Linked DNA regions of Homo sapiens: region 2 is linked to region 1. Evidence: chromatin contacts called from ENCODE Hi-C or POLR2A ChIA-PET data. All regions are on one chromosome and are shown on one strand. The core of a region is the stretch at or near the end of the contact, and the rest is flanking DNA. Distances in the headings are between cores, read along the strand shown. Region 1 overlaps MLLT10 (MLLT10 histone lysine methyltransferase DOT1L cofactor). Region 2 overlaps MLLT10 (MLLT10 histone lysine methyltransferase DOT1L cofactor).

Region 1 (3,989 bases), core at 661-3,160:
TTGACTTTTTAGCCACTGTGAATTTTACCTTGTTTTCTAGTTTCTCTAGTTTTGTTTGCCTTTTACAAATATTTGTGGACTTTGTTCTGTGGCATTATTGAGTTGCTTGAAAACAGTTTCTTTCTGTTGGGTCTTTCATGTTTTCTTTGACTGGACCAGGGCTGTGTTTAGGGTTAATTTTTTCCTCCTTCTGAAGACTTTCTTAGTACTCCTATGTCATATCTACAATGTGATATAAATTATATCACATCATTTCCTTTTGGACTTTTGGGTATGGGTACTATTCACATCCTTATGTCAGTTCTGGATGCTATTACCTCTAATTCTTTTGGTGATTTCTCATCTTGCCATTGGATAGCTCCTTTACATTGCAAGTGCTGATTTGTCATTCAACCAAAAGTTCTAGGGTGAGCCTTTGTAGATCTCTTCATTTCTCTCTCTCTCTCCAGCTCTCTACTCAGTGCTGGTCTCCCTTGTGAGCTCTAGGCACCTTGGCCTCCTTGGACTTCCAGCTTCATTTCCTCAACTTGGGGAGACTACAGGCTCTGCCTGGGTTCCTCCTCCCTGTTCCACGACCTGGAAACTCTCTCAAGGCAGTAAGCTGGGCACACGTGCGGCCCATTTGTTTTTTGTCTTCCAGGGATGACTGTGTTTTGTTGCTTGTCCAATATCTTCAGTGCTGTTGTTTCATTCATTTTATTAGGTTTTTATTATTTCGTGCAAGGAGGCTATATCTGGTCCCCTTTATTCACTCCATCTTGACCAGAAGTGGTATCATTGTGGTTTTAATTTACTTTTTCATGATAACTGATGATATTCAGCACATTTTAGCTTGTGTGTTGACCATTCGTGTGTTCTCTTGTGATGAGTTTGTTCATTTAGCCTTTGCTATTCTTTGTTTTCTTTTTTCATCTATTTGAGTTGCAGAAGGTGTTTATATGTCCTAAATACTGATCCTGTGTCTGATAAATGTTTTGTAAATACTTTCCCCAAGTCTATATGGTTTAACTATTTATTTTAACTGTACCTTTTGATGAGCAGAAATATTTATATCTGATAAGTTTAATTTATCAGTGTTTTCTTTTGTAGTTATTGCTTACTGTGAGCTAAGACAGTTTTGCCTAACCTCGAAGTCATGAAGGTAATTTCCTTTATTTCCTCTAAAAGGTTTTGCTTTTGCTAATTTATATTTAGGTCTGTGATGCATCTGAAATTATTTTTGTAGGTTTGAGTATTTTGCATATGGCTATCCAGTTGTTTTTCACCATTTGTTGAAAACAGTCTCTTTTTCTCACTGGGTTGCTTTGGGAACATCACATGGCTGCATAAGTGGGATATCTTTCAGAAATCTTTATTCTGCTCCAAAAATCTGTTTGTCTAGCCCTGTTATTCTGATAATTTTGTAACTTTATATTGTCTTGAAGTCAGAATTGCAAGTCCTAAAACCTTTTTCTTCTTTTTCGAAGTTCTGCATATTCTCCGTCCTTCACATTTCCATATAAATTCTAATAATCTCTTTTCTGTCTTCTCCAAGAAAGGCTGATGGGATCATGATTATAATTGTCTTGAGTCTGTTGATCAGTTTGAGGAGAACTGACATCTTAACAACGATTGAGTCTTAATCATTAGTATAGTATATCTCTCCATTTATTTAGGTCTTTTTTGCTTTGTCTGAGCAGTCGTTTGTTGCTTTTAGCCTTTGGTCTTGCATGTCTTCTGTTTTAAAATTACTTTTTTTTTTTCCTGTTTTTTTGAGACAGAGTCTTACTCTGTTGCCTCGCTGGAGTGCAGTGGTGCAATCTTTGCTCACTCCATCTCCTGGGTTCAGACAATTCTCCTGCCTCAGCCTCCCAAGGAGCTGGGATTACAGGCATGTACCACTAAGCACAGCTAATTTTTATGTTTTTAGTAGAGATAGGGTTTCACCATTGTTGGCCAGGCTGGTCAACTCCTGACCTCAAGTGATCTGCCTGTTTCGGCCTTCCAAAGTGCTGGGATTACAGGCATGAGTCACCACGCCTGGCCTAAAATTATTTTTAAATATTTTGTCTTTTTTTTGATGCTATTTTAAAATATTAAATACATTTTTTAGCAATTATAAAGTATTATAAAAATTTCTAATTTTTTGTTGGAAATAGAATTTTTGTATATTGACCTGTTTCTTACAACCTTACTTAAGTCATATTAATTCTACTAGTTTTTTAGGTAGATTACTTAGATTTTTCTAATAGATGATTGTCATAAAACACTGTTTTATCTCTTTTTTCCCATTTGTAATTCCTTTTATTCTCTTCCCTTACAGAATGGACTTAATCTTGTTTTCATTCTTAGAGGAGAGCATTCAGTGTTACACCATCAATTATAAGTCAGCTGTAGGGGTTTTATTGATGAAGTTTATCAGATTGCTTTCAAATATAGCTTTTATTACTATTTAGATATGGCAAGGCCAACAGAACCCAGCATGACTGCCATTGAAAAGATAGTTTGTTATAGTCACAGACCCCAAGAGGAATAGTCATGCCATGCCATGGAGAATACACAGCTGAGTAGCTTCCTGAGGGTTTGTGTCATGAATGGATATTGAGTTTTCTCAAAAGCTTTTTCTGTATCTATTGAGATAATGCTATGTTTTTAAAGATATTAATGTAAATTTCATTGTTTTATTTTCAAATGTTACGCTAAATGCCATTTGGTGTCATGGTGTATTATTCTTTTTTTTTTTTTAGTGATGGGTACAGTGGCACAATCTCTGCTCAGTGTAACCTCCACCTCCTGGGTTCAAGTGATTCTCCTGCCTCAGACTCCCAAGTAGCTGAGATTACAGGCACGTGCCACCATGCCCGGCTAATTTTTTTTGTGGAGACAGGGTTTCACCATGTTGGCCAGGCAGGTCTCCTGACCTCAAGTGATCCTCCCGCCTTGGCCTCCGAAAGTGCTGGGATTACTTTCGTAATCCATGTGAGCCACCACAACTGGCCTATTCTTCTTATATATTGTTGGACTTAAATTGCTAATAGTAAATATTTTTGCAACTTTGTATGGGAGGGATTTTGTTGTAATCTTGTTGCTTTTTGTCAAGTGCTGGTATTTTTGGTATATTCATTGGTATTCTTCATGCTAAACTTAGAAAATGATTTGGGAAGCATTGTCTTCTCTGTTTTCTGGAAATACTTGTGTGAGATTGATTTATAGTGTTTGAAGGAACTTATCAGTGAAAAAATCTGAGTCTAGAGTTTTCTTTTTGGGAAGGATTTTGATAATGAATTCAACTTAAAATGCTTCTCAGATTTTCTGTTTTATCAGTTTTGATAAGTTTCATTTTCAAATAATTTTTTCTTTTCATCTAAGCTGTTGAATTGGTTAGCATAAAGTCATTAATAATAATCTTTGGCCTTCTTAATATCTTTGGGATTGTAGAGGTAATTCCCATTTTATTCTTGATATTGGTAATTTGTATTCTTCCTATTTAAAAAAAAATTAATTTAGCTTGCAGATTGTCAACTTTTTAGGTTTTTCCAAAGTGTTACCAGAAAGGGGGTCCCAATCCAGACCCCAAGAGAGGGGTTCTTGGATCTTGTGCAAGAAAAAATTTGAGGCGGATTCATAGAGTAAAGTGAAAGCAAGTAACTTATTAAGAAAGTAAAGGAATAAAAGAATGGCTACTCCATAGGGAGAGCAGTGCCATGGCTGCTGGTTTCCCATTTTTATGAGTATTTCTTGATTGTATGCTAAACAAGGGGTGGATTATTCATGAGTTTTCTGGGAAAGGGGTGGGCAATTCCCAGAACTAGTGGTTCCTCCCCTTTTTAGACTATATAGGGTAACTTCCTGGCATTGCTATGGCATTTGTAAACTGTCATGGCGCTTGTGGGAGTGTCTCTTAGCATGTTAATGTATTATAATTAGTGTATAATGAGCAGTGAGGACGACCAGAGGTCAGTTTTGTCACCATCTTGGCTTTGGTGGGTTTTGGCCCCCTTCTTTATTAC
Region 2 (3,989 bases), core at 520-3,019, 160 kb after region 1:
AATTTGCTTTTCAGAAGGTCACAAATTTTGCTTATATTCTTAGGTTGGAGAATATAATTACTAGATCTATTAGAAGGGAAAACTTTTAATATATTTTCACATATAATTCATTTATCATTGTAATTTTTTCCATTTAGGCAAATACTCTATCTGGATCTTCTCTCAGTCAGGCACCATCTCATATGTATGGCAATAGATCAAATTCATCAATGGCAGCTCTTATAGCTCAGTCTGAAAACAATCAAACAGGTAAGTTTTCAAGAATTACTAACTCTAAAACCCTACTCTCACCTACTTTAATTTTTTTCCCCTTTTGGTTCATTTTATTTGAAAACATGCAGGGATGTGGTTAGTAGAGGATTTGTACTTTAAAAAAATATTCACAGTTGGAAAATGTTAAATATTTCAGGTGCTGGTTATGTTAACTAGCTTGATTTTATTATTCCACATTACATTCATATATCATAACATCAATTTGTACTCCAAATTTATATAATTACAAACTGTCAATTTACAATAAAAAAGAATCACAGTTGGAAGTAAATAGTATGCTGTGCTGCAAAATAGCAATGTCCTTTTTTTTTTTTTTTTTTTTTTTTTATTGTCTGAAATGGAAATGTTTCAACAGAGCCATCAGCAAGCAGGAATGCAGCAGTGTCTCCTGTGACTTTTGTGATTGATGTGTTCAGTTCTCAGTTCTATGCAATGAAAGTAACATAACACTGGGCTTTTCTGTGAATAGCCTAAACCTTTATTTGCATAATTCATGAAATTGTATTACACAAACTTGGTTAAAAAAATCCTGTTAGAGAATTTCTGCAGTGTTTAGTAATCCTGTGAATGTTCACCAGTTGACGTTTTGTCGCATTTGTCTCTTGTACTGTCTTAATGAGCCACTGGATTTGCTTTGTTTCATTGCATCCTTAAGGATTGGTTGACATGTCCAAGTAGTCATGCCTGTTTGGGGGAAGGGAATGGATTTAGCAGTTCACCAAGAATGGATCAGTCTGTCTTTACCGTTTAAGGGTCAGAGGTTACCTGACTCAGAATAAGGGGAGGACAACCTTGAAAGAGGCCAGATAAGGTGATTTTTATAAGGAACTAACTGCAGGGGAAATACAAGTTACTTTCCAAGCAGAGATATATGATATTACCTAAGGAATATTTTGAAAAGTTAATTTTTTTCTTTAAAATTCAGGATTCTGTATTCCTACTTGTTTTTGTCAATTTGGAAATTTAGTGTTTTATGTAATTTTATTCTTGGTGTAAGGCTCTAGTGTCTAACACCATAATTTTAGTCTTGGTGTGCAGCTCTATGTAAATGTGTTTTATGGCTTGTCTTGGGATGCAAAGTGTTAAAAAATACAAAGCATACGGATTTGCTGTGATAAGCATACAGATTAGCTGTCCACAGCTGTGATTCATTACTTTAACCGTAGAAATTAAAAGTGGCTGAGGGGAGGGTACAGCAAATGCAAACCACGCTTCTGTGCTGTAAAATTGAAAGGAATGAAAGAACAGAACATAATCCATGGCCTTCTACACCCACAAAAACGTGTAGGGACAACGCCTTACATGCCACAGTTCAGCAATTCTGAACTAGCAACATGCTAGATCTTCTATTTTCGTGGGAACTGCAAAGATAGTGGTAAAGGTTTAATGTATGTTTTAGGAAAAATCAGGGCAAGAGTTTAAAACCTCTTATCTAGTGAGAGTCACTTTATCAGCTCTGAAATATTTACACTACAGATCAAGATCTTGGAGACAATAGCCGCAACCTAGTTGGCAGAGGAAGCTCACCCCGAGGAAGTCTCTCGCCACGGTAAGCGCTATTTACACTGCAAAGTATAGGCAAAGGAAACGTTTGAGATTTGGAAACTTTCTTATCTCATATCAGTAGAGTGTACATTTGTGAGGCTATAAAAGCATTCTACAGATAAGAAGCATGTCTAGACAAGAAAAATGATTCTAAATTAATTTAAATATTAATTTAAACACCATTAGATTTCTAAGTAAAACAAATCCCTTTCCTTTGGTTTCCAATCAGTTCGAACTCTCTTGTATTTATTACCTGTATACTGATTTGAGTAATTCTTTTTGATCATAAAATAGTTTTAAGATCTCTTAAAGTTGTAGACCCAAGACTTTCAAGTTTGGGTTCCAGTTTTAGCTCTGTTCTGTGTAGCACTTAATCCCTTAGTCTCTAGTTCCTAATTCAGTAAAGTCGTGTGGTAGATCACTAAACTCCTACTAGTTCTTAAATTGTTTGAATCAGTTATAGCAAATGTATTACAAGTTTTTTGAAATCATTTTATGACAGTATTCAGGTACCATTTATTAAAATCTAATTAATATATTTGGGGTTATCAAACTGCATATTCCTTCTGTTCTAAATGGGGAGAATGTGGTATGAGATACTGTGTCTGCTTGTAGGGGAGAATGGAACTTTGGTGATAGCTATCTCCTTATTAATTTTATTTCCCTTCTGTGCGTTCTCTTTGTTTTCTCCATGTTCTCTAATTTAGGAACCCTCCCTCAAGCATGGTGTTAGACTGGGTGACAATGGAGAGTAAGAGAAAAGCCCATTCTAGGGTCTTTCTTCCAAGAATGGGAGAAACGTGATTAAAAATGAAAACTTTGGTCAGGCGTGGTGGCTCATGTCTATAATCCCAGCGCTTTGGGAGGCCAAGTTTGGAGGATTGCTTGAGGCCTGGAGTTCAAGACCAGCCTGGGCAACATGCCAAGACTCCATGTCTACAATTTTTTTTTTTTTTTTTTCCAAAATGAACTTTTTCATGTGATGACAGATCATGAATAACAGTATTGCTGATATATTTGGGGAATGTCTGTTAAGGAACATCTTCTTTATCCTAAAGATTAGTTCAGTAACCACTAATTTCATTTTCTAATGGTACATCTAGTGATGCCTTTTTTTCTGTATAATTCCTGGGTGAACTAAAAGTAGTATTGTTTTCCCTGATTGAACTCTGCAGAAAATCAAATATCCATTCTTTGGAAACCAGGAATCTGAAGAACAATGATAACATGATCTGACTAGTCTGTGATTTTATGCTGTGATTAATTCTATGTTGTTTTTCTTTTCAAAGAAGAAAGTTAATGTTTGCTCAGTGTTTAGTGGAAGAAGCATTTCTCTGTTGCCCTTTTAAACTTAAAATATTACAAGCTACCGAGAATTATTAAGAAAGTGCTATTTTGCTTAATATAGTTTTTCCTTTTCATTAGTTAAATGGGACTTAACAAATGGTACTAAATTATTTTTAGCATATTATTTCCAACTTTATATTACTCTTTAGAAATCAGCCTGAGATGTAACAGCCTAAATTATCCTGGTATAGTGTACTATTTGCAGAGGGATGGCCAACTGTATGTGGCCCATAATGTTTACATATGGAATAAAAACCCCATTTGTTTAACATCTTACGAAAATTTTGCAGAGACGCATATTAAGGCAGTGTCAAGAACACTAGTGGGTTGTTAGAAGACCTGAGTTGTATAGCCCAGCTCTTGTCACCTCACCAGCAGTGTGTCTTTGGACAAGTCACTAAAACTCCGTCCTGTTTCCTCATTTGAAAATGGAGCCAATAAACCAGGTTTTGACTTCTCACTAGGTTGTTGTGGAGATCATATGAGATATATACAAACGCATTGGAAATTCTAAAGCTCTTTAAATGTATTATGTTAGAATGATAGCTGGAGACCGGAAATGGCCACACTTATTTAAACCAAAAAGTGTAGAGAACATTACATGTTCATCTTAATACAAGTGCTGTTTGTTTTAGAAGGGTTATCATTTGAAGTATAGATCTAAGACATTTTAGAAATATTCATGTAAAAGGATCAAAAATTGCTTTGGGGGCTGGGCACGGTGGCTCATGCCTATAATCCCAGCAGTTAGATAGAGAGGCCTGGGCGGGAGGAACACTTCAGCCCAGGAGTTGGAGACTAAGCTGGGCAACATGGTGAAACTC

Evidence for each region. A loop is a pair of places that touch in the nucleus more often than their neighbours do. ChIA-PET counts read pairs that join two places held with the same protein, here RNA polymerase II (POLR2A). Pooled maps may share reads with other maps.
Region 2: a pooled map shows a loop between it and region 1 (2.0-fold over the local background). The contact joins two enhancer-like sites. A Hi-C loop is called at or near these places in 8 of 37 single-sample maps with no recorded cell type and 10 of 50 pooled maps. POLR2A ChIA-PET finds 5 or more read pairs at or near these places in 8 of 52 experiments (IMR-90, OCI-LY7, Panc1 and 5 more).

What each region holds. Positions count from the first base shown.
Region 1 is chr10:21,570,886-21,574,874 of GRCh38, forward strand. All of the region lies in intron 3 of MLLT10 (MLLT10 histone lysine methyltransferase DOT1L cofactor), which reads left to right. Among named protein-coding and RNA genes, the nearest start is that of MLLT10, 39 kb to the left of the region's middle. Within about 2 kb of position 1,911, at least 4 of the 41 ENCODE cell types and tissues checked have a DNase peak (open chromatin) inside an H3K27ac peak, as active enhancers do.
Region 2 is chr10:21,726,107-21,730,095 of GRCh38, forward strand. MLLT10 (MLLT10 histone lysine methyltransferase DOT1L cofactor) reads left to right here. Exons shown (of 23, transcript NM_001195626.3): 15 at 138-249; 16 at 1,750-1,822. It overlaps LOC107984214 (a long non-coding RNA gene), which reads right to left. Exons shown (of 2, transcript XR_001747388.2): 2 at 417-957. Among named protein-coding and RNA genes, the nearest start is that of MLLT10, 190 kb to the left of the region's middle. RefSeq lists an enhancer at 416-917. Within about 2 kb of position 1,770, at least 2 of the 41 ENCODE cell types and tissues checked have a DNase peak (open chromatin) inside an H3K27ac peak, as active enhancers do.